Linked DNA regions of Homo sapiens: region 2 is linked to region 1. The links are chromatin loops, found by intact Hi-C in ENCODE. Cell type or tissue: K562. All regions are shown on one strand. Each heading gives the region's core, and the rest is flanking DNA. Links, peaks and the distances in the headings are about the cores only.

Evidence for each region. Hi-C counts contacts between places; a loop is a spot of excess contacts. Peaks named below come from ENCODE experiments on the same cell type or tissue, not always from the same donor. Only the 100,000 strongest peaks of a DNase experiment are listed, where the experiment ranks them.
Region 2: it touches region 1 in a loop (2.4-fold over the local background); 4 of 110 quality-filtered maps call a loop at or near these places.

What each region holds. Positions count from the first base shown.
Region 1 is chr1:228,333,791-228,350,163 of GRCh38, forward strand. OBSCN (obscurin, cytoskeletal calmodulin and titin-interacting RhoGEF) reads left to right here. Exons shown (of 116, transcript NM_001386125.1): 71 at 722-754; 72 at 1,025-1,123; 73 at 1,290-1,508; 74 at 2,001-2,061; 75 at 2,410-2,480; 76 at 3,214-3,336; 77 at 3,454-3,593; 78 at 4,154-4,354; 79 at 4,500-4,582; 80 at 5,063-5,236; 81 at 6,155-6,311; 82 at 6,716-6,832; 83 at 6,934-7,098; 84 at 7,305-7,463; 3 more. Among named protein-coding and RNA genes, the nearest start is that of TRIM11-AS1, 52 kb to the right of the region's middle. RefSeq lists an enhancer at 7,278-7,572. In K562, for the core only: CTCF peaks have their summits at 4,954 (motif pointing right) and 7,196 (motif pointing right); DNase peaks (open chromatin) are centred at 4,953, 7,201 and 7,431; H3K4me3 peaks cover 342 bases; H3K27me3 peaks cover 1,055 bases.
Region 2 is chr1:228,385,832-228,398,610 of GRCh38, forward strand. It overlaps TRIM11 (tripartite motif containing 11), which reads right to left. Exons shown (of 6, transcript NM_145214.3): 4 at 11,312-11,334; 5 at 11,116-11,216; 6 at 7,845-9,421. The coding sequence ends at 8,874. It overlaps TRIM11-AS1 (TRIM11 antisense RNA 1), which reads left to right and starts at 8,459. Exons shown (of 3, transcript NR_199157.1): 1 at 8,459-8,617; 2 at 9,880-9,975; 3 at 10,912-11,136. It overlaps MIR6742 (microRNA 6742), which reads right to left and starts at 11,278; the gene lies at 11,217-11,278. RefSeq lists enhancers at 5,160-5,716, 5,717-6,272. In K562, for the core only: a CTCF peak has its summit at 7,803 (motif pointing left); a DNase peak (open chromatin) is centred at 6,466.

The sequences.
Region 1 (16,373 bases), core at 3,295-11,294:
TGAGGGGCCGGGCAGAGACTTGGGCCCTGGGCAGCATCCTGGCCAGGGCTGACATCCCCTGCACACCCTGCCATATCAGGCCCTCAGCGAGGATCATTGGTCATTGCCCCTTGGTACACAGTGGCACAGGCGGCCGGAAGTTGGCCCTTCCAGGAGTGGGTGTGCAGCCCTCTGTCCTGACTGATGGGCAGGCTGGAGGTTGAAGTTGACCCAGGAAAGTGGGTCAACACTGCGGCTCTAGGTAGATCCACGCACAGCCAGAGCCGGTGGTAGCTTGGGACTAGAGGACCCTACTTCCTTATTGTTCAAAAAGTTCTGATCACTGAGAGTTCATTCCAAGTTTCACCCAAACCCGTCCTGCCACTGCTGCAGCTTTCCCCAGCGTCTCCAGGTGTGAGTCCTCTGCTGCTCTGGGCAGCATTATTTGGTTGTGTGCTGATTCCAGTGTGGGGCCACAGAGTCTGTGGCAGGGCGAGGGTGGGTGGTGGGTCATCGGGTCTGGTCCATGCGGCCTGTTGCCTCTGTCACCTGAGTGTGTAGAGTTCCAGGGCTCCAAGGCCCAGGTTTCAGGCAGGGGTTAGGGCGTTTGCTTGGGGAGCAGCGCTGCCCTTGGGTTCCCTCACTGTAGGGGGCAGAACTGCCAGGCACCCGCACAGCGCCGGGTAGGAGCCACGGTGGGGGCCTGTGTGTGCTGGGTGTCTGACTCTAGTGCCTCTTTCAGGCCCTGATGAGCCAGAAGAGAAGCCTGCATCAGGTGAGGCAGCCCCAGACAGGCAGGGAGAGGCCAGGTGGCCATGGGTGCTGAGGGCCTGAGCCTAGGGCTGGCTGCAGTGGAGGTGTGGGTGGCCATGGGCTGGCTCAGGGAGGGCGCAGCAAGGAGACAGCCCGGCCGAGGGGGAAGCGTGGTGCTGTCCAGGTGCTGGCTGTGGAGAGCCACCTGGGCGTCTGCAGACATCATCCGGGGCCAGGAGGCGGGCGGTGGGGGCTGTGCCGAGGTCTCTGCCAGCCAGCCTGTGTCCCCTAGATGTGCATGAGCAGCTGGTGCCGCCCCGAATGCTGGAGAGGTTCACCCCCAAGAAAGTGAAGAAAGGCTCCAGCATCACCTTCTCTGTGAAGGTAGAAGGTAAGGCGTTTCCTGCCCGCAGCTATGGAAAGATCACCCCTGGGGGATGGGACAGAGGTGCCCCCTCCCCACTCACATCATCCCGAGGGAAGGCCTGTGGCAGGGCTTTATCTCCAGAGACCCCGCTCCTGGCGGGGTGCACCCACCACCTCCTGCCTGCCCCTAGGACGCCCGGTGCCCACCGTGCACTGGCTCAGGGAGGAGGCTGAGAGAGGCGTGCTGTGGATTGGCCCTGACACACCGGGCTACACCGTGGCCAGCTCTGCGCAGCAGCACAGCCTGGTCCTGCTGGACGTGGGCCGGCAGCACCAGGGCACCTACACATGCATTGCCAGCAACGCTGCCGGCCAGGCCCTCTGCTCCGCCAGCCTGCACGTCTCGGGCCGTGAGTGGGGGTGGGGGGATGGGGGGATGGGGGGCTGGGGCATGGGGGGTGGGCACTGGGTGGCTTTGGGGTCTCCTTGGGGCACACTGCCCATCACCACCATCTTGGCTGGGACCCTGTGGGACCCCCTCCTTCCTCTTTTCATTCTCTGACAGCACCAGGGAGACCCCAAAATGGGTCAGGCCCTGGTGGTGCTGGTGGTTTTGAGCCTCAGAGTCGCCTCTGGGCCCAGGCCCCGTGGGTTCTGCACCGCTGGCTCCAGAGACATTTCCTGAAGCCCCCTGCATCCTGGGCCTTGCTTAGCCCCTCTGAGGACAGGAACCCCTGTTCTCCTCCCATCACTGTCAGGGTGACCACGGGCCAAGAGTGGGATGGGGAGGTGAGCTCGGGCACAGCCCCTGCTCAGGGCTTCGGAGGGACCCAGTCCAGATCTGGAATCAGATGTGCTGGGGTTGGGAGCACCGTCTGATGGCTTGCCGGTCCTCCTGACAGTGCCTAAGGTGGAGGAGCAGGAGAAAGTGAAGGAAGCGCTGATTTCCACTTTCCTGCAGGGGTGAGTGAGGGTTGCCCCTCCAGGCCAGTCCGGTCAGGGCCAGGGAGGACGCTCTAGGAGTGGGGGACAGGACAGCGCTGCCCCTGGGGAGAGCACCTGTCCCGGAGCGTGTCCTGGCTCTGCCCCATGCAGGCCATGTGGTTTGGGCCAGCTCTCTTCCTTCTCTGCATCTCAGTTTCCCCATTGTAAAGTGAGGGCTTCTGTTGGGCCTCTCTGGTATGGAGCCTCTTTCTCTGGTATCTTGGTTTGTTGCCCCCAGACCCTCTTTTTGTCAGGAGCTTCTGCATAAGGACAGAGGGTGGTGGGGTCCAGCCCAGGCCTCTCAGGACACCCCCTTCACCTGTTTAGGACCACACAAGCCATCTCAGCACAGGGGTTGGAAACTGCGAGTTTTGCTGACCTTGGTGGGCAGAGGAAAGGTACAGTCAGGGTGGGTGCATGCTTGTGAGGGGCCAGGGTGGCTGATCCCCTGATGCTTGGGGGCAGGGAGGAGGCTGCCCAGGGGTGGCTCCTGGCCTCAGAGGCCCCTCCTGAGCAGCACAGCCTTGGGACACCTGCTCACACAGCCAGGACCAACCCATGTTCTCTTAGGCCTGGACTTGAGGCTTGGTTAGTGTCAGAACCATGTCTGATCCCCGTGGATCCGGGAGCCTGTGGGGTCCCTGGGCCGGCCCTGGGCACAGAGCTCACATCCAGCAGGCTGTGTAGATACCTGGGTCTGGGTAGAACTCCTAGGTGCTGGGCACTGAGAACAGAGGCAGCACAGCCCCGCTTTGGACCCACGGCTCCTCCTGCAGCCTGATGCGCAGGTCTGGCCTCTGCTGACTCTGTCCCCAGTGCCCCTCGTCCACTGTCCACTGGCGGCCCCTGCTGTGCCCTCTGTCTCTGGACATTCTCAGCCCATTGGTCACGCCTCGGCTTGACGCTCATGAGCCAGAGTGACTCCTCATCCTGGCCAGTTCCCACTGGCCTCCTGCCCTGCCGGCCACTGAGTCTCATCATCTCCCTGCTGGACATCAGCACTATGCGGGGGAGGCCTTGGCTCTTTGTTCACCATCGGCTCCCAGGGCCCAACATGGGCCTATGGCATGGGGTGCCTGGTATACATCCGAGGGGCACGCAGCCACCTGAGCAGAGCGTTTGTATCCGCAGAAGAGCCTCTGGCTGCCAAGGAGGCCCTCGGCCACCTGTCCCTCGCTGAGGTGGGCACAGAGGAGTTCCTGCAGAAACTGACCTCCCAGATCACTGAGATGGTATCGGCCAAGATCACGCAGGGTGAGGGGCAGCAGCCCATGTGCCAGGGTCCCTGGGGTGTGTCTGGGGTGTTTGCCCTTCCCCTGAGCCCTGGAGAGCCAGAGGCAGGCCAGGGTGTCATGATCCTTGCACCCCCAGCCAAGCTGCAGGTGCCCGGAGGTGACAGTGATGAGGACTCCAAGACACCATCTGCATCCCCCCGCCATGGCCGATCACGGCCATCCTCCAGCATCCAGGAGTCTTCCTCAGAGTCAGAGGACGGCGATGCCCGAGGCGAGGTGGGCGGCTGGAACCCTCTGGGAGCAGGGCAGGGAGAGGCCCTGACCTTCCTGAAGAGAAGGTGCAGGGTGGAGAGGGACTCAGGAGGCAGGACCCCCATGGGACTCTAGGGAGGTGGGACCGCACCAAGGTGCATAGGAGGCAGGAACTGGTGAGAACAGGGTCTTCTCCTCACGGGGCCCGGCAGAGACTTGCCTTCTGGGAGAGCCATTTGTTTGATTCATTCATTCACTCCTTTGTTCCTTCAATGGAGAATGTGTCTCAGGCCTCAGTGTACCAGGCACCCTGTTAGGGCTTGGGGTGGGTGTGGAGATGGGGAGAAGGTAAACAAGTAACTGAGTGTAGGCAGTCCAGGCCTGGAGACCCTGGGGCTGTGGTGACCTCTAAGGTTGGGGGTGGGGCAGGGGAGGTCTCCCACATTCCCGCTGTTCTGCGTGGAGGGGGAACTGGGCGTGTGCACGCTGACTCTGGGGATCCCTGCCCTGTGGCTTAGGATCTCGGCAGGCCCGGCTGGCACCTCCCGGGTCTCACCACTTCAGCACCCCCATCCCTCTCTCAGATCTTTGACATCTACGTGGTCACCGCTGACTACCTGCCCCTAGGGGCTGAGCAGGATGCCATCACGCTGCGGGAAGGCCAGTATGTGGAGGTCCTGGATGCAGCCCACCCACTGCGCTGGCTTGTCCGCACCAAGCCCACCAAGTCCAGCCCCTCACGGCAGGGCTGGGTGTCACCAGCCTACCTGGACAGGAGGCTCAAGGTATCTGAATGGCCAGGCAGGAGGGGTCCTCAGGGGTCCCGGAGGCCCCTAGCAGGGTCGTCCCAATTTGAGGGGCGAGAGCCCGATCCCCGCGGGGCAGGGCCAGAGCTCAGTACCCCAACAGAAAACTCCTGTCCCTCACCAGCTGTCACCTGAGTGGGGGGCCGCTGAGGCCCCTGAGTTCCCTGGGGAGGCTGTGTCTGAAGACGAATACAAGGCAAGGCTGAGGTGAGTGACTGCCGGGCCGGAGGTGGTGGCACTGGCATCCCACCAGCTGGACAGTCTCCCAAAGAAGCAGGCCGCTTGCCCTGGCTCTGGGTCCAGGACCTAACCCTGGAGGTCTTGGGGTCATGGCCATGCTGATTCCTCTGCGGGGGCCTCTGAAACAGCGCTCCTGTGTGAGCCTGTTAGGGACGGGTGGGGGCCGAGGACAGCAGAGCAGGCCCAGAGCTGCCTGGGTTCCCGCAGCTGCCCTCCCAGCCTCGTGCTGGCAGGACCCATCTGGGTGGCTTCCTGATGTTGGGGCCGGCCTTGTCCAAGAGGGAGCCTCTCTCCACCTGCTCTCCCACTTCCTGCGAGCAGGCAACAGGCTGCGCAGCAGGAGGCGCTCCCATCTAGCAGCTGAGGGAGTGGGGGCCTCGTGGCCCACAGTCCCTGCACGGGAAGCAGGAGCTCCGTGGTCCCTTACGGCAGCCCCCTCCTGCCCAGCTCTGTGATCCAGGAGCTGCTGAGTTCTGAGCAGGCCTTCGTGGAGGAGCTGCAGTTCCTGCAGAGCCACCACCTGCAGCACCTGGAGCGCTGCCCCCACGTGCCCATAGCTGTGGCCGGCCAGAAGGCAGTCATCTTCCGCAATGTGCGGGACATCGGCCGCTTCCACAGCAGGTGGGTGGGTGGGGCCACACACACACACACACACACACACACACACACACGTCCATGCATGGACACACTGTAGGGCCAGGCCTCCTGCAGGTGGGTTGGAGCCAAGGGGGGAGAGAACCTGTGCTGACTTGATTTATCCCTCAGCACCCCTCCCCTCAGAAACCCAGACATGTGTACCTGGCTTACTCATGGGAAGGCCTGCGGTGCACCAACTGCTAACTGGCATGTGCGCAGGCCCAAGTGCATGCACACCCTCACACGTGTGCACACATGAACACATACATGTGTACAGGTGCAGCCTTTAACAGCATACACCCATGTGCATGGCACATGTGCACATCTGTAAATGCACACACATGCACACAGTACATACACCCACATACACGTGCACATCACCTATGTGCACACAGTGCATGCCTATAGACGTGCACACGCATATATGCCTGTGTACATGTATATATGTTATACACATGGACACACATATGTACATGCCCCCACACTATCTCTGCACATCTATGCATATGCACTTCTGCACACATGTGCACACCCAGCATGTACATGCACACCCTTTTATCTGCACACTTTAATACATGCACGCATGCGTATAGCATACAACACCTCCTTCCTCCACCACCTGCCTGTGTATGCAACCACATGTGTGCTCATACACATTTACATGCCTCCACAAATGTGCACGCCCACATACATGTACATATGTAATATTCATGTGAGCTTTCATACACGGCACACAAGCACTTATTTGCATGCCCACACATGTCTGCACGCACACTCTCACAGACCCCAGGAGCCACAGGGCCCCAGCCCTTGTGCAGGGGCCAGCTTCCTCCCAGAGGTGAGGGCTCAGGGCCAGGCTATGGGGCGCAGGCTGAGTCCTGATGCCATCCCCCTTCACAGCAGCTTCCTGCAGGAGTTGCAGCAGTGCGACACGGACGACGACGTGGCCATGTGCTTCATCAAGAACCAGGCGGCCTTTGAGCAGTACCTGGAGTTCCTGGTGGGGCGTGTGCAGGCTGAGTCGGTGGTCGTCAGCACGGCCATCCAGGAGTTCTACAAGGTGCCCATGCCTGAACTCATGGGCTCCTGAACCTCAGTGCCTGCCCTTGGCTCCCTTTGAAGGCTCACTGAGCCCAGGCGTCCTCCAAGGTTCATCCTGTTCTGCCCACATCAGAGCCTGCGCTCATCTTCCCCGACCTCGCCACTGCCCACAGCCTCCCTGCACCCCCCTTGGGCCTCAGTTCAGAAATGCGGGTGGAGCTGCTTTTGCAGCCCTGTGCTTCTGGGAAGGCCACTTCAGCAGCCCAAGTCCTGTGCTTGTCACCTGTCAGGAGGTGATGACAGCTGTCACCTGGGGTGTAGGCTGTGTGTGCACCCTGGGGACCCACCCTCCAGCTCTCAGGGACACAGCCATCAGTGGGCCTTGCACTCCTGCCCTAAAACCCACCCTCCTGGTTCCCACAGAAATACGCGGAGGAGGCCCTGTTGGCAGGGGACCCCTCTCAGCCCCCGCCACCACCTCTGCAGCACTACCTGGAGCAGCCAGTGGAGCGGGTGCAGCGCTACCAGGCCTTGCTGAAGGTGGGCACCACCTCCCCTGCCCCGCCTCCTCTGCCCAGGCTGGGTCTCTTGGGTTCCAGCCTGTGGAGCATTCTAAGCCCTGACCTTCGCCCCGGCCCCAGGAGCTGATCCGCAACAAGGCGCGGAACAGACAGAACTGCGCGCTGCTGGAGCAGGCCTATGCCGTGGTGTCTGCCCTGCCACAGCGCGCTGAGAACAAGCTGCACGTGTCCCTCATGGAGAACTACCCAGGCACCCTGCAGGCCCTGGGCGAGCCCATCCGCCAGGTTGGGGAGGGCCAGGGGCCGGGGCCGGGAGATGCATGTGATGTGGGTGGGTATTGGGGTGCTGGGGGCTTGTATCTGGGGCTGCCAGGAGGTGGCGGTGTGTGCATGAGTTGGGCAGAGCACTGGGTACCTGGGTGGCTGTGGGGCCTGCACCGCTGGGCAATCTGGCCCACCACAGGCTGACCGCAGCCCACACCCTCCCCCAGGGCCACTTCATCGTGTGGGAGGGTGCACCGGGGGCCCGCATGCCCTGGAAGGGCCACAACCGTCACGTGTTCCTCTTCCGCAACCACCTGGTAATCTGCAAGCCCCGGCGAGACTCCCGCACCGATACCGTCAGCTACGTGTTCCGGAACATGATGAAGGTCTGCAGGCTCTGGGCTGCTGGGCGGGGCTCCCTGTCCCTCAGCGCCGGGGTGGATGCCAGTGGCCACACCTGCAGCCGCTGGTCCAGGGTGGCCTGAATGTTTCCTCGTCGGGTCCCACATCTGTTGAGGATGGTCAGCCCGTGTCCCCCTCCCTGTGCTGACACCCTCCCCCACCCACAGCTGAGCAGCATCGACCTGAACGACCAGGTGGAGGGGGATGACCGCGCCTTCGAGGTGTGGCAGGAGCGGGAGGACTCGGTGCGCAAGTACCTGCTGCAGGCACGGACAGCCATTATCAAGAGCTCGTGGGTGAAGGAGATCTGTGGCATCCAGCAGCGTCTGGCCCTGCCTGTGTGGCGTGAGTGTCCACCTTCCCGGGGGCCCAGGTGGCTGAGCCAGGATGGGGCACCCGGCTGCAGCCGCACAGGTCCCTGCCTGGGTGGGTGTGAGGGGTGGGCTCGTTCCTGGGACAGACGGCTACAGCCTCATGGGGAGCCCCTGGGCTGGGTGTTGGGTTGGCCCTGATCCAAGGTCGGGGATACCATGGGGTCCCCAAGCTCAAGGCACCCATCCGGATCATGTCAGGGGCTGTGAAGGGTCTGGCAGCCCGGGGTCTGCTTCCTCAACCAGAACAGAATCTTCCCCCGAGCCCCCACTGCTCTCCATTTAACATGCACCTGCCTCACTCACCTGACTCCAGGTGGGGACCTTGGATGAGGGGTGACAAGGGACAGTCCCCATAGGGGCCACACCATCAGATGTGGGGCTCATGGTGCAGGGCAGGTGACCTGCCAGGTGCACCTGGGGGTGCCGCAGCCCGATGTCCCCCCACAGAGCACTCAGGGCTGTTGTGTGTCCTCAGGGCCCCCGGACTTTGAAGAGGAGCTGGCCGACTGCACAGCCGAGCTGGGTGAGACAGTCAAGCTGGCCTGCCGCGTGACGGGCACACCCAAGCCTGTCATCAGCTGGTACAAAGGTAAACCCCGGGGCCAGGGGCTGTGGCCTTCCTGTCCAGGATGCAGGCCCTGCAACAGAAAAGAGCTGCCCGAGAGAAACAGGCTGTGAGGGCTGGGGACCCAATATGGGATTTGGCTGGGAGTCTGGGGCATGGACAGGCCTTATATGTTCACTTGCCACCCGCCTTCCGAATCAAAGACAGCATGGTTGGGGACACGGAGATGCCGAGGCTTGGAGAGGAGGGAGTTCAGTGGGGGCACTCGGCTCTGCAAAGCTGCTAGTCCCATAGTCAGGGCTGATTGTGGCCAAAGGGCCCAGGTTAAATTAGCTGCCGGGAGAGCCACCTAGGGAAAGGTCCAGGCGGCACTATGCATGAACTTCCAGTTGTCCCCTCCTGGGGGGAATCATTTCTGCCAGTGACAGCACGTGACGACATGCACGGGATGGTGCCAACCAGGTGCTTCCCTGGCCATGGTGTCCAGGGTTTTGCAGGCTCAGCTGTGGAATCCTGGCTCACTGCTCTGTGGTGGGCCTTGGGCTCCAGCCCTTCTGGAGGCCAAGTTGATGCTGCGTGGCCCAGGGACCCCTAGGAATCTCAGAAATCTCACGGTCAGCATAGATGATCCCATGTGGCCCAGGGCTCCCAAGGAGAACAGATGCTTTTACCAGACAGGATATCCTAAGAGCCTGAGATCACCTCCCAGGAGCTGGGGGCCTCTCCCTGGGGAGCATCAATCCTCCCTTGTGCTGGAGCCATGTTGGGTTTCAGCAGCAGAGGGACACAGTTTGGCTCTGTCATCTGTCACCTTGTCTGTAATGCCAGGAACCTGCTGGGGAGGGCCAAGAGGGGACCTGGGACACCAGCCTGGGAGCCACCGTGCTGGAGCTGGGGACCCAGGCTCAGGGGTGGCTGTGGATTCCAGGGCCGTGTTGAAGGCTGAACTGGCCCGATTTGCTGATGGGGTGGCTGGCTGTGTGGAAAGAGCTTGGCATCCAGATGCTCACACAGTTGGGGCTGGACATCCACCAGGGTGGTTCCTTTTACAAAGGTGGAAGGCTGGGGAGAGGCGGGGTGATGTGCAGACAGGGCTGGGTGGGAGGAGGAAGCACCAGGCCTGGGAGGACCCTGCAGAATCGAGGTGCCTGCAGGGATGCAGGCGGAGGCGCTGAGGGGCGGTCGGAGAAATACAAGTAGGGCTCAGGAGAGGGATGTGGCCGGAAACGATGAATGGAACGTCGTCAGCTCACGGAGCGTCTGACCTGCCAGTCGATGCAGACGCAGAGTGCGTGTGGAGGGGTGAGGCCCAAGCACCCAGGCTTGAGAGCCCCCACTTCCAGAGTCTGCAGAGATGAGGGGACACGAACCCAGGGGAAGGAGCGGCCAGGGAGGTGGGGGCCCAGGAAGCCAGCCAGGGAGAAGCCAACGGGGAGTGGGCAGGGGGCGTCCAGGGCTGCCAGGGTCCCCAGAACTGTGGAATCTCCCATTCTACCCCTCACACATGTGCAAGTCAGCCTGTCACGGTTTACACACATACACATTACACACACTTGTACGCACACGTACATAGCGACACATAGATACATGCTACACACTCATGCATATGTACATACACACCATATATATGCATTACACGTGCATGTACATTAACACTATATGTGTAATATACATAGATGCACGTCACACATACAGATACTACACATACATGCATAGTATACAATACATATACACAAATACATACCACACACATGAATATGTACATAGATACACATTATACAGGTACACATATATGCACACATAGCACATGCACATGGATCATGCACAAGTGCACACTACATGCACCTATACAGCTACATAGATATATACACAGATACATGCAAACATGCACTATACACATACAGAGATGTATGCACATTACACACACAAGTACATACTTTACATATGCACACACACTTTATACACAGCTACACATGTGCATATATGCACACACTGTACACATATAAATATACATATTAGAGACCACACATATGTGCACACATAGATAATACTGCACACATATACATATGTACATAGCCACATACCATACACAATACACATGCACAGATACATGCAACACACATACATGCTACACGCAGACACCACACATGTATATTCATAAATACTACACATTCATGTGCATGCATACATACACAGTACACATATATACACATAGACCCACCATATACATAGGTACACACAGTCATATGTACTACACACATATCTGCATGTAAACATGCACAAATGGTACATATACACATATATACATGTATAGTTACTTGCACACACACACAAGACACAAGACCTGTTGGTCCAAGACAGAAATGGTTCATCACTCAACATGAGGCAGCAGCCAGGACAGGCTCTTGCCGCAGCTCTCAGGGGTGGTGTGGGAGAAACCTGCACATGCATGCGCTGCACCATGGATTTCAGGGGCTGCATCTCACCACCTCGGGTGTCTCCAGGGAGGGAGGCATCTCTGCTCCACTGTCCTGGAATGTCTCCTTGTGTGAGCGCTGCTGTCTGGAGCATCTGGGCTGGCCAACTGTGGGCCATTGTGCCCCAAGAGACCCAGCTCCACCCTACTTCCACAGGCTCCAGCCCCTGGGGGATTTTCCCACACTTGTGCCCAGCCCTCAGCCATCCTGGCTAATCTGACTGATGCTGGCTGGTATGCCGTCCTTCCGGTGTGACTCAGGCTGCATTTACTCAAGCCTCTCAGCAGGGGAGATGCCAGCCTGTGGGACTGCCCTGGACCACCCCAAGGCACCAGCCAACATGTGTGTGGCTCCCACACAGGAAGTCTTGAGAACACAGTTATTGTTTACAATTTGGGGGCTCCTACGAAGGCACACATCAGTACTGATTGATGGTACCTCCCAGATGACCCCCCAGGGGGTCACCTGGGCTGTCAGGTGAACCTCATCTGGCCTGGCTGACCGGCCTCCAAGCCCCCAGTTCAGTCCTTATAACCGAGTGCTGTCCTGGTGTTGCAGGCACCATCTGGGCACTCAGCCCTTCCTGTTCTCCCTGTCCATAGCAGCCGGGCCCGCGGGTCTGCCCATGACTGAGGACGGGGCTGGAGAGGAAGGACTCCAGGGAGTTTTGCCGGGGTGTGTGGGAGGGGCCATCCCAGTGTCCACTGGTCGGAGCTGATGAACGCAATGGCTTGGAGGGCTGCCCTGGGATACTTCTGGAGGAAGGCTTGGGTGGGTCATTAACGCCTGCTCCCTGGGGTCTTAGGAGCTCCCCTCCTGCCACCTGTCCAGACCTCTCCTCCGGGAGGTTAGGTTCAAGAGGAACAAAAGCTTTTTTATCAAAGCCTGCCAGAAGCCAGTTGAATGCCCTGAGCCCCGCTCCCTTTGGACCAGGCTGCCACCAAGGGGTGGTCATGGCAGAGCCTGGGTTTCCCTGTGGATGGAGGCCCTCCCCTGTCCCTTGCTTCCTAACCACCAGCCCAGTAGGCAGCTTGCAGGAGATAGCTCCTCTCTGGGGACAGCTGCACTTGGTGACCGGACTGCCTTCCAAAGGTCCGCAGGCCAGTAGGAGGTGGGCGCAGTCAGACCGCCATCCCCTTGCTGAGTGGCTCTTGTGGTAGATGTCATAGGACATCAAACTGCAGGGGGTGTGTGTGGCACACGTGGCTCATGTTAGCCACACGCTTTCATGGTGTGGCTGGAGACCCAAAGCAGCCTCACAGCAGGTGGCCTCCACAGAGACCCTGGAGAGGGACAGCTGGCCTAAGGGCCATGGAGAACATTCCCCTCGGCCCTCTGCAGGTTCACTAAACAATCACTTGCAAAAGGCAGACAGATAGGAGGAAAGGCAGACACACTTATTGAATGTGTAGACACTGGATCCTTCAGAATGAAGACCCAAAGACCCAGAAGAAGCTGTCCATTTTAATGCTTAGGTTCCATAAAGTATGGACAACTGTGTGGAAATAGGATTGGGCAAATAGGGTTGGATCTAGTGAGAACAGACTGAGTGGGGACACCCCGCTAGGCCTGTCTGTCTGGATTCTTCTTGGCCTTCTGAGCAGTGCCCTTTTCTTCTGGGTGAGAAGCAGGACCCTTGCTGGAATGGGGGTCTTGGATCCACAGCCAAACAAAGTAGGTCAGATCATTTCTTCATGGCCAGGTTTTACACAGAACGATGGAGAGAAAATTGGAGTCCTATTTTTAGGCTTTCTGGCTGGCTTTAGAGAAAAAGGTGTCCTGGTTTCTATGACCCACCTTGGGGAAGAGGGATTCTGTTTCTATGTCAGCCTGGGAGGAGAATGAGGGGCTAGAGACAGGAGGGGAGGAGAAGGTCAGAGATAAAATTTTGCTTCTGAGGCTGCTTGGGAAGCCCTCATTTTGGGGTCTTGTTTTCTGAGCCCCAACACTGGGTTCATAGGAGCGGTATGCCAGGATGGAGAGTGGGTTCACCATGTGTACTGTGTCTTCCTTTCCTGTAGGCTTGAGAATGTCTCTCCAGGATGTCCCCAGTCTGACATGTGATGTAGATTTCTGCATCTGTGCCCTGCCTGTGGTGGGGCTCAGCGATGTGGTGTCCTGGGGGCTCTGCACAGGAGCCTTGGCGGTCTGGCCGGGGTGTCCCCATCAGCAGCCTTGATTCACTTCATTGTTCATTGCCCCAGGAAGAGGTGTCTTTAACTTGCCAGCCTATTTAAAATTATCTCTGATCCTGGCATGGTGTCGCATGACTGTGATCCTGGCTGCTTGGCAGGCCGTAGCGGGAGGAGTCCATGCACTCCCTGCCGTGTCCCCTCTGCCTTCCCTTGGGGGAGTTTGTTGTCTCGGGGAAATTGCTTGAGCCAGGAAAGGATCTGTGGTATAGAGGGGATGGAAGGGGTCAGAGGACAATGACGGAACAAGGCACCCCTCTGTGGCTCAGCCAACCATGGAGGTAGGACCCCGTCTCTACCGCAAACACAGAGATCCTCTACTGTCACCCCCAGAAGAATGGAAGGCCAGCATGGTGGATGCAGGAGGCTGCTCCACAAGACGCCCAAGCTGTGGCCGTTCTTCCTTAGTGCAGGCTCGGTGCCCATCCTCTCCCCTCCAAACCAGCCAGACCTAGATGGGCTGAGCCCTCTCCTGCCTCTGCCCATCGTGGCTGCTGGTGGCCCTCCCCAAGCACTCAGTTCAGGCACGAGTGTCCGTGGCTGTGGTCTGAACAGGGTTAGAATCTTCCTCAGATCCAGCGCTGGCTCTGGCATTTATTGTGAAATGGCTGAACTGAGGCTGAACCAGCAAAGTCCCTGGCAGGGATTGGAGAAAGAGTGCCAACCAAGGCACTGCCCAGGTGTCTGTGTTTGAACCCACTTCTCAGTGCTCAGCATGCAACTACCTGCCTAGTTTCTCTCCTTAGCAGGGCAACAAAGTAGAGAAAGAGATCCACAGGGCCGCTTCTTCTTTCCCTTCCAGAAGGCCATGCCTCTGACAGTGTCACTTCCCTGTCCCCAAAATTGTAAACCAAAAACTGTGAAGGGCCCAAAATTTTACCCCACTTGCAATCTTGCAAGCCAGCCTGCCAGCCAGATATAGACAAAAGACACAAGACTCATGGGTCAGAGACAAAGACTTTTTACCAGCAGTGCCTCAGTGTCTCTCATCATTGCCCCCACCCGTTTCTGTGAGGAGGTGATGGAGCTAGGTGTTAGTTGCATGCAGGGGTTGTCCCATGAGAGAGAAACCGTGAATCTTAGGAGACATGGAGCTCTTTTTATGCGGCTGCTGGTATATCTGCCCATGCTTCACTCCAGAGATAGGGGGTGACTTCCTACCCTGGGATGCAGAAATGTCTCCCAGGAAAGGAATGGAAGGGTTTTGTCTCTGTTGTCCTGGAACACAGCCAGGCAGATGGGCATCTTCTGCTTCACTCTCCTTACTTTCTACTCTACTCTCTTCTTCTTCTTCTATTCTAAACCTGGCTGTGAGTGCCTTTGCTCAGAGGGCTGAAATGTGGAATCTGAATTCCAGGGAGAATTGTTTTCCCACAGCAAGATGAGGACAGAGCTGCTGGTAGCGTGGCGGCCCTGACAGGAGCTTTGGGGGAGAGAACTGGGGCCCAGGGGATGGGCTTAGTGGGGATGGGAAGAGACGCCTTGGAGGGTGTGAGCACAGCTCCTTTCTGGAGTTGCCATAAAGGGGTGTGGAGATCTGAGGTGGTAACCAGAAGGTTTTTGAAAAAAATTATTTAAAATTATTTCTGAGCTGGGTGGGGTGGCTCACACCTATAGTCCCAGCTACTCAGGAGGCCAAGGTGGGAGGATCACTTGAGCCCAGAAGTTTGAGACCAGCATGGGCAACAGAGTGAGGCCCTGTCTCTACAGAAAGTTAAAAAATTAGCCAGGCATGGTGGTGCACCTGAGGCGGGAGGATCACTTTTGCCCATAAGGTCGAGGCAGCAGTGAGCTGTGATGGCCCCACTGCACTCCAGCCTGGGCAACAGAGCAAGACTCCGTCTCCACAAATATATATGTGTATATGTGTGTGTGTGTATGTGTGTGTATAATGTATATATATCTTATAGTTCTATACAAATCATAAGTCGGTGCTGGTTGTGACCTTTGTGATTTAAGCAATCTGTGGGGCACACCCGGCACTATTGGAATGTGAATCGATGCCGTTTTATGTATTTAGACATTATGTGGGAAGGAGTTCTCCACAGTGAGAGGCCGTGCCTTCCCATCCCTCACCCGGGAAGGAAGCATTCCTTGGCCAGAGGTGTAGTCGGTTGTGTGTTCATACCAGGGTGATTTACTTCACATTCTTCAGTCTTCAGATTTTCGTATTAGAAAGCCGTGCGTTTGGAGGCACGAGGATGTGGCCTGGGAGAGGAGAGTGGAGTTGAGGGTGAGACTTTGGGCTGCTGTGTCCTCTGCAGGGGCAGGTTTAGGGAGAGGAGGCATGGAGGGCTGTGGGCAGTGATTTTGAGAAGGGGCTGCAGGCCCTAGGCTGGGCAGGCAGGGGTGAAGAGGGGATCAAGGTGCTGTGAGCTGGGGTGCAGTCAGTGCATTAGAGGTCCTCAGAGTATCACAGGACTGCTGAGAGCTGGGGTGACCAAGGACTCAGCTGCCCATAGAGGATGTTCTCTGTGGGGCTCAGGTCCCTTGGCCTGCCCCCTGCCTCTAGCTAGTGTCCAAAGTGGACAGAGAAAGAGACAGACAGTGAGAGACAGAGAGACAGAGACAGACACAGAGACAGAAAGGTGCAAAAGGCACAGACAGAAAAACAGACAAAGACAGAGACATGGAGTCAGAGACAGAGATACAAAGGCAGAGACAACAAGGAGACAGAAAGAGAGATAGAGACAGAAAACAGAAACAGACACAGAGATAGAGACAAAGAAAGAAACTGAGTCTAAGACAGAGGGACAAAGAAAGATGGAGATAGAGAGGCAGAGACACAGAGAGAAGGTGAGCTCGTGTCAGCCTCTCCCTCCAGGGTTGCAGGTCAGCCTGGAAGCTGGACCTGGCAGGGAGCCTGTGCCTGGCCCTTGTGCTACAAGCGTGGCCCCTCCATCCCCTCCCCGACCATAACTGCAGCCCCCAGGCCAGGCCCAGCTTCTCCCCGCTGATGAGGTGAGCCCTTGGGTCCCCACCTGGGTGACGGCCCCCGCTCGTCCTTTCCAGATGGGAAAGCAGTGCAGGTGGACCCCCACCACATCCTCATTGAAGACCCTGATGGCTCGTGTGCACTCATCCTGGACAGCCTGACCGGTGTGGACTCTGGCCAGTACATGTGCTTCGCGGCCAGCGCCGCTGGCAACTGCAGTACCCTGGGCAAGATCCTGGTGCAAGGTTAGCCTGAAGGCCTTCCTGGGGGAGGAGCCGCCCTGAGCCTCCCACCATGGCAGGCCCAGCTGCGGCGGGGTGGTGGGACAGTGGGGTGGACACATCTGACCAT
Region 2 (12,779 bases), core at 4,780-12,779, 54 kb after region 1:
ATAAAAATGAATCAAACAGGAATTCAGCTGAGGAATACAATAAGTGGACTGAAAAGTTCACTAGAGGAATTCAAGAGTAGACTTGATCAAATAGAAAAATCAGCAAACTCAAAGACAGGTCATTTAAAATTATCCAGTTAGAGGAGCAAAAAAATAATAATAAAAAGGAATAAAGAAAGCCTAAGGGAATCCTAGAACAGAGAGAGAAAGGGGCAGAATGCTTATTTAAAGAAATAATGCCCTAAAAACCAAAAAAGAAATAATGCCTTAAAACTCCCCAAATCTGGGGAGGCAAATAAACATCTAGATTTGTGAAGTCTAAACGGCCCCCAATATGATAAACCAAAGAAGTCTACACTAAGACACATTATAATCAGATTGCCAAAGTCAAAGACAAAAAGAGAATTTTGAAAGCAGCATGAGGAAAGTGACATACATGGGAGCTCCAATCAGATTACTGGGGGACTTCTCAGCAGAAACCTTGCAGGCTGAAAGAGAGTGGGATAGTATTTTCAAAGTGCTGAAGGAAAAAAAAACTGCTAACCAAGAATCTTATTCCTAGCAAAGCTTTCATTTGAAAATAAAGGCAAGATGAAGACTTTCCCAGACAAACAAAAGCTGAGGGAGTTCATCACCACTAGACCTTCTTTACAAGAAATGCTAAATGGCATTTTCCCACCTAACAGCCGAGCAAACATGAACAGAACTAAAGGAAGAAACAATAACACAATAATAGTAAGAGATTTCAATACCCCACTTTCAATAATGAATAGAACAACCAGAAGATCAATAAGCAAACAGAAAACTTGAACAACATTATACACCAATTAGATCTAAAAGACACATACAAATATTCTACCTAACAACAGCAGAAGACGCATTCTTCTCAAGCACATAGGGAACATTCTCAAGATAAACCACGTTGGGCCACAAAACAAGTATTAATAAATTTAGGAAGATTGGAATCGCCTCATAAACATACACACACCTGACAACAGAGTCTCAAAATCCATGAGGCAAAAGCTATCAGAACTAAAGGGAAAAATGGACAATTCAACAATAATGGTTAATGATTCCAATAGCACTTCCTCAATAATGAACAAAATAACTAGAAAAAATGACCAAGAATATAGAAGACTTACAAAACACTATCAGCCAATTGGGCAAAACTGACATCCATAAATGTTCTGTGTTTTCTTTTTTTTTTTGAGACGGAGTTTCGCTCTTGTTGCCCAGGCTGGAGTGCAACGGCATGATCTTGGCTCACTGCAACATCCGCCTCCCAGGTTCAAGCAATTCTCCTGCCTCAGCCTCCCTAGTAGCTGGGATTACAGGCACGCACCACCATGCCTGGCTAATTTTTTGTATTTAGTAGAGATGGGATTTTACTATGTTGGTCAGGCTGGTCTCGAACTCCTGGGCTCAGGCAATCTGCCTGCCTTGGCCTCCCAAAGTGCTGGAATTACAGGTGTGAGCCATCATGCCTGGCCACAACTGTGTGTTCTAAGATTCTAGATTTGTCTATTTGGCAACCTGTCATCACAGTGCCAACTGTATTCACTATATATTTTTATTTTCTATATTCTTGTTGCTCTGAACATGTGGCCTAGATGGCAGGGGAGAGACAGCCTCCTCCTCCCAGGGCAGGCCATTTCTCAGAGACAGCCAGAGGGCTTGCCCAGAACCACACCTTTAACCTTCAGACCAACCAATCCAGAGCCCAGATCCCAACAAGCTCCTTATCAAACCCTCAGCACAAGCCAATATGCCTAAATTAACCCAGGGCCAGGCACCTGGCAGCTAGGGATGGTCTCTGAGCCCAAAGCCCACCAGAATTATAGAGTCACCAGTCCTAAGTGTTACCCTGTCCTGCCTTGTCTTTCCCACAGAAATCCCATCAAAGGTTCTGGCCCAGGCTTGCCCCTGCTCCTTTATACCCCCTGGCTGACCCTGGTGTTTCCTCAGGTGGCCCTGGTGTCCTGGCATGCTCCTTCTCTTGGGAAAAGTAAGTGATAAATTCTTCTTTCTTTTTTTTTTTTTTTCTCTTTTTGAGATGGAGTCTCGCTCTTTCACCTAGGCTGGAGTGCATGGTGTGATCTTGGCTCACTGCAACCTCTGCCTTCCAGGTTCAAGTGATTCTCCTGCCTCCTAAGTAGCTGAGATTATAGGTGTGTGCCACCACCCCAGACTAATTTTTGTATTTTTAGTAGAGACAGGGTTTCAACATGTTAGCCAGGCTGGTCTCAAACTCCTGACCTCAAGTGATCTGCCTGCCTCGGCCTCCCAAAGTGCTGGGATTACAGATGTGTGCCACAATGCCCAGCCATAAATTCTTCTTTCAATAACATTAGGCTCTCCATGTTGTCATTCAGTCATCTCCATAAATTAAACTCTCGTGGGTATAGTCATGGACAGAACAGAACCCTCCAATGGATAACAGCAGAATGAATGTTCTTCCCAATGCACGTGGAGCCTTCTCCGGATTGGCAATCCACTAGGCTGTAAAACCGGTCTCAGCTGACACCACACAAAGAACATTTTCTGACCAAAATGGAGTTTAATTAAAGTCAACAATAGAAGGAAACTTGGAAAATTTACAAATATTTGAAAATTAAACAATGCACTTTAAAATAAACTGTGTGTCAAAGAAGAAATCTCAAACACAATTAGGAAGTATTTTGGCCAAGTGAAAATGAAAATGGCATACTGAAAGTCATGGGGTGCAGCTCAAGTAGTGCCTAAAGGGAAATGTATAGCCATAAATCCCTGCATTAGAAAAGAAGAGGCTGGGCGGCTTACGCCTGTAAGCCCAGCACTTTGGGAGGCCAAGGCGGGTGGATAACTTGAGGTCAGGGGTTTGAGACCAGCCTAGCCAACGTGGTGAAAACCCGTCTCTACTAAAAATACAAAAATTAGCTGGGTATGGTGGCAGGCACCTGTAATCCCAGCTGCTTGGGAAGCTGAGGCAGAAGAATTGCTTGAACCTGGGAGGCAGAGGTTGCAGTGAGCAGAGATCATGCCATTGCACTACAGCCTGGGTGACAAGAGCAAAACTCCATCTCAAAAAAAAAAAAAAAAAAGAAAAAAGAAGAAAGGGTTGGGTGTTGGCTCATGCCTGTAATCCCAACACTTTGGGAGGCCGAGGCAGGTGGATCACCTGAGATCAGGAGTTCAAGACCAGCCTGGCCAACATGGCGAAACCCCATCTCTACTAAAAATACAAAAATTAGCTGGGTGTGGTGGTGCACACCTGTAATCCCAGCTACTCAGGAGGCTGAGGCAGGAGACTCCCTTGAACCCAGGGGCAGAGGTTGCAGTGAGCCCAGATTGCACCACTGCACTCCAACCTGGGCGACAAGAGTGAGACTCCACCTCAAAAATAAATAAATAGAAAAGAAGAAAGATCAGAAATCAATAACCTAAGCTTCTTTTTTTTTTGAGATGGAGTCTCCCTCTGTTGCCAGGCTGGAGTGCAGTGGCGTGATCTCTCGGCTCACTGCAATCTCTGCCTCCCAGGTTCAAGTGATTCCCCTGCCTCAGCCTCCCGAGTAGCTGGGATTACAGGCACGCGCCACCACGCCTGGCTAATTTTTTGTATTTTAGTAGAGACCAGGTTTCACCATATTGGCTAGGATGGTCTCAATCTCCTGACCTCGTGATCCACTTGCCTGGGCCTCCCAAAGTGCTGGGATTACAGGCATGACCCACCGTGCCTGGCCTAAGCTTCAATTTTAAGAAAGCAGAAAAAGGCTGGGTGCAGTGGTTCATGTCTTCAATCCCAGTGCTTTGGGAGGCTGAGGTGGGAGGATTGCTTAAGCCTAGCAGATAGAAGTTGCAGTGAGCTTTGATCATGCCACTAGACTCCAGCCTGGGCAACAGAAAGAGACCCTGTATCCCCAAAAAAAAAAAAAAAAAAAAAAAAAAAAAGAGGCTGGGCACAGTGGCTCACACCTGTAATGCCAACATTTTGGGGAGGCCGAGGAGGGAGGATTACTGGAGTCCAGGAGTTTGGGACCAGCCTGGGCAACACAGGGAGACCCTGTCTCTACAAAAAAATTTAAAAATTAGCTGGGCATGGTGGTGTGCACTGGTGGTCCTAGCTACTTAGGAGGCTGAGGTGGGAAGGCTGCTTGAGCCCGCTGCAGATTGAGACTTGCAGTGGCCACAGACTGAGAGACTGAGACTTGCAGTGAGCTGAGATCATGCCACTGCACTCCAGCCTGGGCTACAGAATGAGATGCTATCTCAAAAAAAAAGAGGAGCAAACTAAACTCAAAGCATGAAAAATAAAGAAAACAATAAAGAGGAAGGTGAAAATTATTGAAATAAAAAACAGAAACATAATAGAGAAAATTAAATGCAACAAAAAGTTGTGGCCGTGTGCTGTGGCTCACGCCTGTAATCCCAGCACTTTGGGAGGCTGAGGTGGGTGGATCATGAGGTCAGGAGTTCGAGGCCAGCCTGGCAATATGGAGAAATCCTGTCTCTACTAAAAATGCAAAAATTAGCCAGGCATGGTGGCACATGCCTGTAGTCCCAGCTACTTGAGAGGCTGAGGAAGAAGAATTGCTTGAACCTGGGAGGCGGAGGTTGCAGTGAGCCGAGATTGTGGCACTGCACTCCAGCCTGGGCAAAAGAGCAAGACTGTTTCAAAAAAAGAAAAAAAATCAATTTGTGACCAAACGTTAGTTTTACTGACCAAGAGAAAATAAGCAAATATCTAGAAAGACAAAAGTTACCAAAACTGACATAACAAATGAACTATCTGACCAGTCCCATAACAAGTAAAGCAATTGAGCTAGTAATTTAAAATCCACTACAAGGGAAAGGCTGGGATCACACGGCTTCACTGGAGATTACAGAATATTAAATAAAGGGAGAAAGCGACCCTCCCAAACTCTTTCAGGACAGTGGGGGAGGGCGCTTCCTAACTCAGGAGTCCAGCATCACCCTGGTACCAAAGCCACACAAACACACCACGAAAACACTATGGACCACAGCCCAGTGGGTGGCTCAGGCCTGTAGTCCCAGCAACCGGGGAGGCAGGCGGGAGGATCGTTTGAGGCTGGGGGTTCGAGACCTCTGGGAAACATAGTGAGACCCCGTCCTTTTAGAAAACTGCAGAGCAATATCCCTCACGAGTACAGGTGTAAAAATCTTGAAGTATTAGTGAACTGCAATAGAGCAAGACAGTAAAAGGACCAAGTGGGATTTACCCCAGGAACCTAAGACTGGTTCAGTGGTGGAAAAGCAGGTAATGAAATATGCTATATTAGGAGACTAGAAATAGGCCAGAGGCGTGTTTCTGAGGAATGAAAATGTTCTAAAATTGAATCATGACAACGGTGGATTTAGTAAAAATCATTTTAATGGTACACTTGAAATAGCTGAATTTTACTGCGTGAAAACTATACCACAATTAAGTTGTTACAAAAAGTCAGGGTGGTCGGGAGAGGTGACTCCGGGCTGGGGAGGGCAGGGTAGGGCAGGGAAAGCACAGGGATCCGGGGCACGGCGGGGACAAAGCTCCACACCAGCACCAGGAGGCCTTCCTCCAGATGGCAGGGTTGCCCAAGCGAACACAGGGCACCTGGGAAGGGACAGGACATGGGAGGCGTGGAAGCAAACAGGGTGTGCGGGGCTTCTCTGGGTGCCTGGAGTGCACGGGGCTGGGTGTGGGGTGACCAGAGGCTCCGGGCACTGCTAACATGGGAGGCAATGGGCTCCGTGGCCACCCAGGGCATAAGGGGATCTAGGGTGCGTGGGTGACCCATGGGCCCTGGGGGGTCTGCTCACTGGGAGGCTGCAGGTGTGGGAGGATGGCATTGGGCACACAGGGGGCATGTGGTGGGCAAGGGTGAGATGGGGAGGGTGCAGCATGCAAGATGGGCACTGGGGTGCAGGGGGCTCAAGGGCGCAGGGGGGCACCAGGACGGTTGGGTGCTGCACAGGTGGTGCTGGGCACCCTGCATGCAGCCCACGGCATGACAATGTCCCGCAGCTCTTGGGACATCATGGGCACTCTGAGGGTGGCCAGCTACTGTCAGGTGGGCACAGCAGGTGTGGAGGAGAACATGCAATGGGAGCCTGCACAACAACCCTGTCTTTGGACCATGCTTGACGGTGCATTGGTGATGTACTGTGCAGACCTCCAGACCTGGTCCCATTGCAGAGGGCCTAATCTCATTCATGAGGGCACCACTTTCATGAACTAATTACATCCCCAAAGCCCCATCTCCTCATAACATGAACTTGCGGTGAGGATTTCAACATATGAATTTGGGGGAACCTAAATATTTGGTCAACTGCAAGCTGCACACAGTGGGGCTCCCTGACAGTGCAGGACACAGTTGTTCAGGCCGTTCACTGTCACCTCCTCTGAGAGACTGGCTCCCTGCTCAGGGTCCTGCATGTTCCCATCATCTTTCCACTGCCTGGAAGCATGGGTGACACCCACAGGGCCTCAGCACTCAGCAGGGGGACATCCGGAAAGATGAGTCATGAAGTCTGCCCTTCTCTTATGGAGTGTGCAGCTTTATTTTAAAGCTATGGCCAGAACTATCCTGGGTGCACACCCGTGGTCTCACCCACAAGGCTGCCCCCGGCTGTTACCACCAGCCAGATGGGCTCTCCGCTCTTTGCTCAGGTGTATGGTCCTTATGTGGAGCTGCTGAAGGAATTGTTTTTTGAGATAACCTGGTAAATGTTTCGTGTTCCACTGTGCTTCATTACAGTCTCCTGAGTATCATTTATTTAGTCATTCTCCCATTCTTGTCTTTTTTTTTGGTAGGGGGATAGGTGGCATTACCTAATACCATGTTGAACAAGATCAGCAATTCTGAGGTGGCGGGGGCTGCCTCACTCCAGGAGGCACAAACGCAGCAGACGGAGTCTTCAATTGGAGGGAAGCCCTGGACACAGCCGCTTGGAAACAGGCTATGGCAATACTCACCGCACCAGGCCTGGTGGCTCAGCCTGAAATCCCAGCACTTTGGAGGCCAAGATGGGTAGATCGCTTGAGCCCAGGAGTTTGAGACCAGCCTGGCCAATAGTGAGATTCCCACCTCTCCAAAAAAAAAAAAAATTAGTTGGGTATGGTGGTGTGCGCCTGTAGTCCCTCCCAGCTACTTGGGAGGCTGAGGCAGGAGGATCTCTTGAGCCCAGGAGTTCAATACCAGCTTGTATAACATGGCAAAACCCCATCTTTACAAAAATTAGCTGGGCATGGCCCCATCTGTAGCGTGCACCTGTAGTCCCAGCTACCCGAAAGGCTGAGGTGTGAGGATCAGCTGAGCCTGGGAAGTCGAGGCTGCAGTGAGTGAGCCGTGATTGCACCACTGCACTCCAGCATGGGTGACCCTGTCTCAAAAAACAACAAACAAACAAACAAAAACCCCACCCCAACACAGAGAAATGCCCAGTCCCCTGGTTTCCACTCAGACTTCTCTTTGTTGCAGCTGAATGAAACTGCTGATCTTGTTCAACATGGTATTACATAATGCCCCCCCAGGCCCCTGCCAAAAAAAAGACAAGAATGGGAGAGTGACTGAATAAATGATAATCAGGAGACTACTCGTTAAGCACAATGGAATGCAGGAAACATTTACCAGGATATCTCGAAAAAAACATTCCGGCAATAGCTCCACATAAGGAACATATATATTGAGCACAGAAAGTGGAGAGCCCATCTGTGCCTGGGTGTGGGAAGTGGCTGCCCGTCCCGGCCCTTACTTTGCCTGAGCTTCCCGCCTGCCCCGTCAACAGCCTCCCTGGGGCTCTGCCCTCTGCTGGGCAGTGGGGCACCCGCTATTGTTCCTGGACTAAGCAGGCACCAGCAGGATGACTTGTAGACAACAGCCAAAGTTTATTTAACGTGGGAATGCTTACAATAAATAAAGCAGAGGGGTAAAGAGAAACAGAACAGTACCTTGAGGACAAAGAAACCCCAAACCCAACACAAAAATCAACTCCTGCCTTCTTCTGTATGCCCCAGGCTCTGAGAAGCCACTGTTCCTCCCCAGGGTAGAGAGACTGCAAGGCCGGCGGCCAGCAGTGCACATCCCCAAGCAGCAGCTGGGACCCTGGGTCCTGAGGGGCCACTGGAGACCTAGGAAGCCTTTGCAAGGGCAAAACCCAATGGCAACATGCCCACGAAAGCTTCAAGTCAGAACGTGGGCCTGCAAAAGACATTTCTGGGCTCTGCTCTCTCCTCTAGGCCCACACACCTGCTGAACAGACATCTGTGCCCAGGCACCTCCCAGAAGCCCCTTTATTATAGGACATCTACTCTCTGTTCCTGTCCTCACTGGCCCCTCCCATCATCTCTCTGAAGACTCTTATTATGGCTGCCTCCTAATTCTTCCAGAGCAGCCACACCCAGGACTGTGACGGGCTCTCACCCACTGTGGGGTCACAGACAGGCATGGGGCTGGCTCCCATCCCAGCTGCCTCCCCCAGCATCTTCAGAGGTGGGGTACACAAGACTTTCAGGGGGCTGGCAAAGCTGCAGGAACTGTGCAGCTTAGGTGAACCCTGGATTCTGCAAGCCCCAGTGGAGTTTTCTCAGCTTCTGGAACCACAGGCCAGAGCTGCCGGGGCAATGGGGCTCCCAGCTTTGGTAAGGGCTGTTGGCATTAAGTGGCACCCGGTGGCTGGAGGGGTCTCCCAGGGAGGACGGAGCCTGCCCCACACTCTCCCACAGTTTCCTGGAGTGCTAGAATTGGGGTTCTCCCACGCAGGCTCAGAAAGGCACCAGGAGTTCCTCCTCTTGCTCAAAGGACACACTCCCTCCTCCCAGGTCCTCCAAGTGGCCAAAACACTCAGTGGCCTGGAGGGGCAGGAGAGGCAACAGGACTCCTCCAGGAGGGCCCGAGTCACTGGGGAGCCAGGGTGTCCCCGGACCCACCTTTCGGCCGGCAGATAGTCATCGGGGTCGGGCTGCTGGACAGGGGTGAGAAGAGGGGCCGCAGCGTCCCCGAGAAGGGGATCTCGGGAAAGATGAATAGCAGTGACCCATCGGTGGCACTGTAGAAAGAGAGATGTCCAGCCTCGTAGTCCAGAAAGATCCCCACGCGCCTGGGTGGGTCCCGGAGTGGAGCCAAGGCCCGTTCCGAGGAATTGTAATAGCTCCCCAGGAAGACCAGGATCCAGAAGCCGTTGCCCGCGGACAGCTCGCCCTTCTCCTTCCTGTTCACGTTCTCCCTGCACACCCCCAGGGCCCAGCTGGTGCGGTCCCCAACCTCCACCTCCCAGTAGTGGCGGCCTGAGGTGAAGCGCTCCTGGCCCAGCACGCAGGGGCCGGGGTCAAAGCGCTCTGGGCTGTCCGGCAGGGCCTGCCGTAGGTCCCCCCGCTGCACGCTCCGCCTGTCTTCAGACAGGATCAGCTCAGGGTTGGCGGTGTCCGGGTCCAAGGTCACGTCCCCTGCAGAGAGAGGCCCAAGGTCACCCAGGCACAGCCACAGGCAAGCTGGGGCCATCTGCCCATGTCCTGGGCATGTAGGTACAATCCTCCCAGTCGGACGGCCTGGCTCTCTGCCCTGGGCCTGTAGCCTCACAACCTCCTGGAGTAACTAACTGTCTCCAAGTGGACATCCTCTCCCCACTTAGCTACGTCCAGTTGCAACTTACAATGTCCTACAAATTGGTCCATGTTTTGCCTTCAGATATCAAGAGGGAATCTTGGTTGCTTTTTTTTTTTTTTTTAAAGAGGCAGGGTCTTGCTCTGTGGCCCCAGGCTGCAGTGCAGTGGTGCGATCATGGCTCACTGCAGCCTTGATCTCCTGGGCTCAAATGATCCTCCCGCCTCAGATCCTCCCAAGCTGCTGGGATTACAGGCGTGTGCCACCATGGCTGGCTCATTTTTTTGTTTTTTATTTGTAGAGATGGGAGTCTTGCTATGTTTCCCGGGTTGGTCTTGAACTGATGGCCTCAAGCAATCCTCCCGCCTGAGCCTCTCAAAGTGCTGGGATTACAGAGGTGAGCCAATGCATCCAGTCTGTTTTTCCTTTCAATCTCCAAATGAAGGATGTGAATTAGGGCAGCTGTCCCAACCCTGACCACTCCGATTTCAGATCTATCCACCTCTGGAGGCCTGCACACAGTTCCTACACAACAGGCTCCTGACCTGCTAGCAAGAGCTGAGGATAGTACTTCCTTTGGGTGACTGTGATACAAGACTCAGATTTGGGTTTTGTGCCCAGTTCCTGGCGCAGAGCTCACAGAACCCTGGGAATTTCCTGACTGATAGAAGCATCTTGTGCTATCATAAGATGCCCCTTTCCATCACACCTGAGTTGATGCCACTGCAGTGGCTGAGGTGGGGACCTGAGAGCCCAGCATAAGGCCAGCCACCAGAAAGACCAATCCTGTCAGTAGAGGGCGGGAACACTCAGCCCCAGCCTCTGACCTCAGGAAGGGGAAAGGGGTCTGAGGTTGAGCCCCATCACCAATGACCAATGATTTAATCAATCATAACCATGTAATGGAACCTCCACAAAGACACCTAAACAGCTCTTGGGGCTCAGGGAGTTTCCAGGTTGGTGAGCACACTGAGGTGCTGGGAAGGTGCACCCAGGGAGGGTGGGAAAGCTCTGAGCCCTTCCCCAGGCTTTGCCCATGTGTCTCTTCCATTTGGCTCTTCCTGAGTGGTATCCTTCACAATAAACCAATGACAGTAAGTAAAGTGCTCTTCTGAGTTCCATGGGCTGTGCTAGCGAATGCTCACATCTGCAGAGGCGCTGAGGGAACAGAAGTATGGGCAGCCCCTGGAAGTTGTGACTGGCATCTGAAGTGGGGGCAGTCTTATGGGACTGAGCCCTTAATCTGTGGGGTCTGTACTAACTCCTGTAGTGTCAGCACTGGCAATTCTGTTCAATGCTGAATGGAATCCTTGGATACCCAATTCGTTTCCAGAAGTTGAAGAATTGTTTGGTGTGAAAATACCCACACAACTGATGTCAGAAGTATGAGCAGAGGACGTTTTCCCAACAACCCACCACCATGACACTGTGAGTTTGGAGCTGGCAGTGGCAGGGCACAGAACACGTGGCTGGCTGCCCAGGTCCTTGGCAGGTCCCCTCCTGGAGTCATCTCCCCACCTGGGGCCTCCACACCTACCTCGAAACCTCCGCAGTGTCTCTACCAGTCCCGGGACCCTGCACACGGTCCTCAGCTCCATAGGCACAACTTCTGGGGGCTGCAGCTTCACATCCTGGACCCTAGAGGGGACAACCCAGGTGTTGTCGCCATGGCCAACAGCTGGGTCCCACCCCACTCCCTCCTGCCCCCCCTCCAGGAGAGGCTGGGTTCGTACCTGCGCAGGGCGTCCTTGATGTCCTATGTGGGGAGGAGAAACAGCACACTCGGTGTCAGTGACCATCGCTTGCTCCTGGAGTCCCCTCCCCGCCCCTGGAGCCTCGCCCCGTCCCCCTCTCCTACATTTGAGCGTCAGGCAGCAAAAACACACACAGGGGGCCATAAACCACCCGCAGCAAGGCTCAGACACAGGAATGCTGGACAGAGGCTCTGACATGTGTGCCAGGAGGCATCACCAATGGGGTGCAGCCCAGCCCTGCGGACCAAGGCCCACTTCTGCCTGACACTTGGATGTAGGGCATCTGGCTGTTGGCTCACTCACCCAGAGCCCCAAGTGGGCGCCTCTGGGTGCCAAGGACAGGACAGGCACACATCCCAGCCTTCAGCATAGGGGCACCTCCACCCCAGCTGGAGCCCAACCCTGTGGTTGCACTGCTTCCTCTCCCAGCTCCACCTGCCCTGCAGGCTCCCTGCTCAGCCCCACTCTTGGGCGTGCGTCCTTCCTGTGTCACTGCCTGATACGTGATAGCATCTGACTCCATGTTAGGGCCCGAATTGTGTCCATCCCGCCAAATCCGTATGTTGAAGCCAGAAACTTCAGGACTTCAGAACTTGACTATTAGAAAAAAGGGCTTTTAAAGAGGAAATCATAGTAAAATGAGGCCATTAGGGTGGGCTGCAATCCAAAATAACTTGAGTCTCATAAGAAGGGGCGACTAGGACACAGACACCCACAGAGGGGAGACCCTGTGAGGATACAGGGAAGAAAAGGCATCTACAGGCCCAAGAGATAGGCCTCAGGGGGAACCAGCTTTGACCTCAGTCTTCCAGTGTGCAGGACTGGGAGACAATCAGTCTCTGCTGGGGAAGCCTCCTGGCAGGTGGTACTAAATGTGGCAGCCCGAGCTGGCGTGATACACCCAGGTATTGGAACATCAGCTCTTAGGAGACACGGTCTTGTATCTCTTAGAGCAGTCTTCAGTGCACTGCAAGGATTTAACCCACACTGTCAAATAGACGATCCCACACCATGTTCATTCTAACACACGTGGTGCCAGCTACCAGGCCAGGATGCAGAGGTCAGTAAGACATAATCCCAGACAAGGGTTTCCCTACATGTAGGAGAAATGGCAAAGGAAGATTTCCACACATACGGGTAGTTAATTCTGTCTAGGGGGACAACAACACACTCTAGGCCCCAAAAATTTTTTAAAAAGGAGGCCAGCACTTTGGGAGGCCAAGGCAGGCAGATCACTTGAGTCCAGGAGTTCAAGACCAGCCTGGGCAACACAGCAAGGTCCCATCTCTAAAAAAAAATTTTAAAATTAGCTGAGCTTGGTGGTGTGTGCCTACAGTCCCACCTACTCAGGGGACTGAGATGGAAGGATCGCTTCAGCCCAGGACATCGAGGCTGCAGTCATAATCACATCACTGTACTCTAGCCTGGGCGACAGAGTGAGACCCTG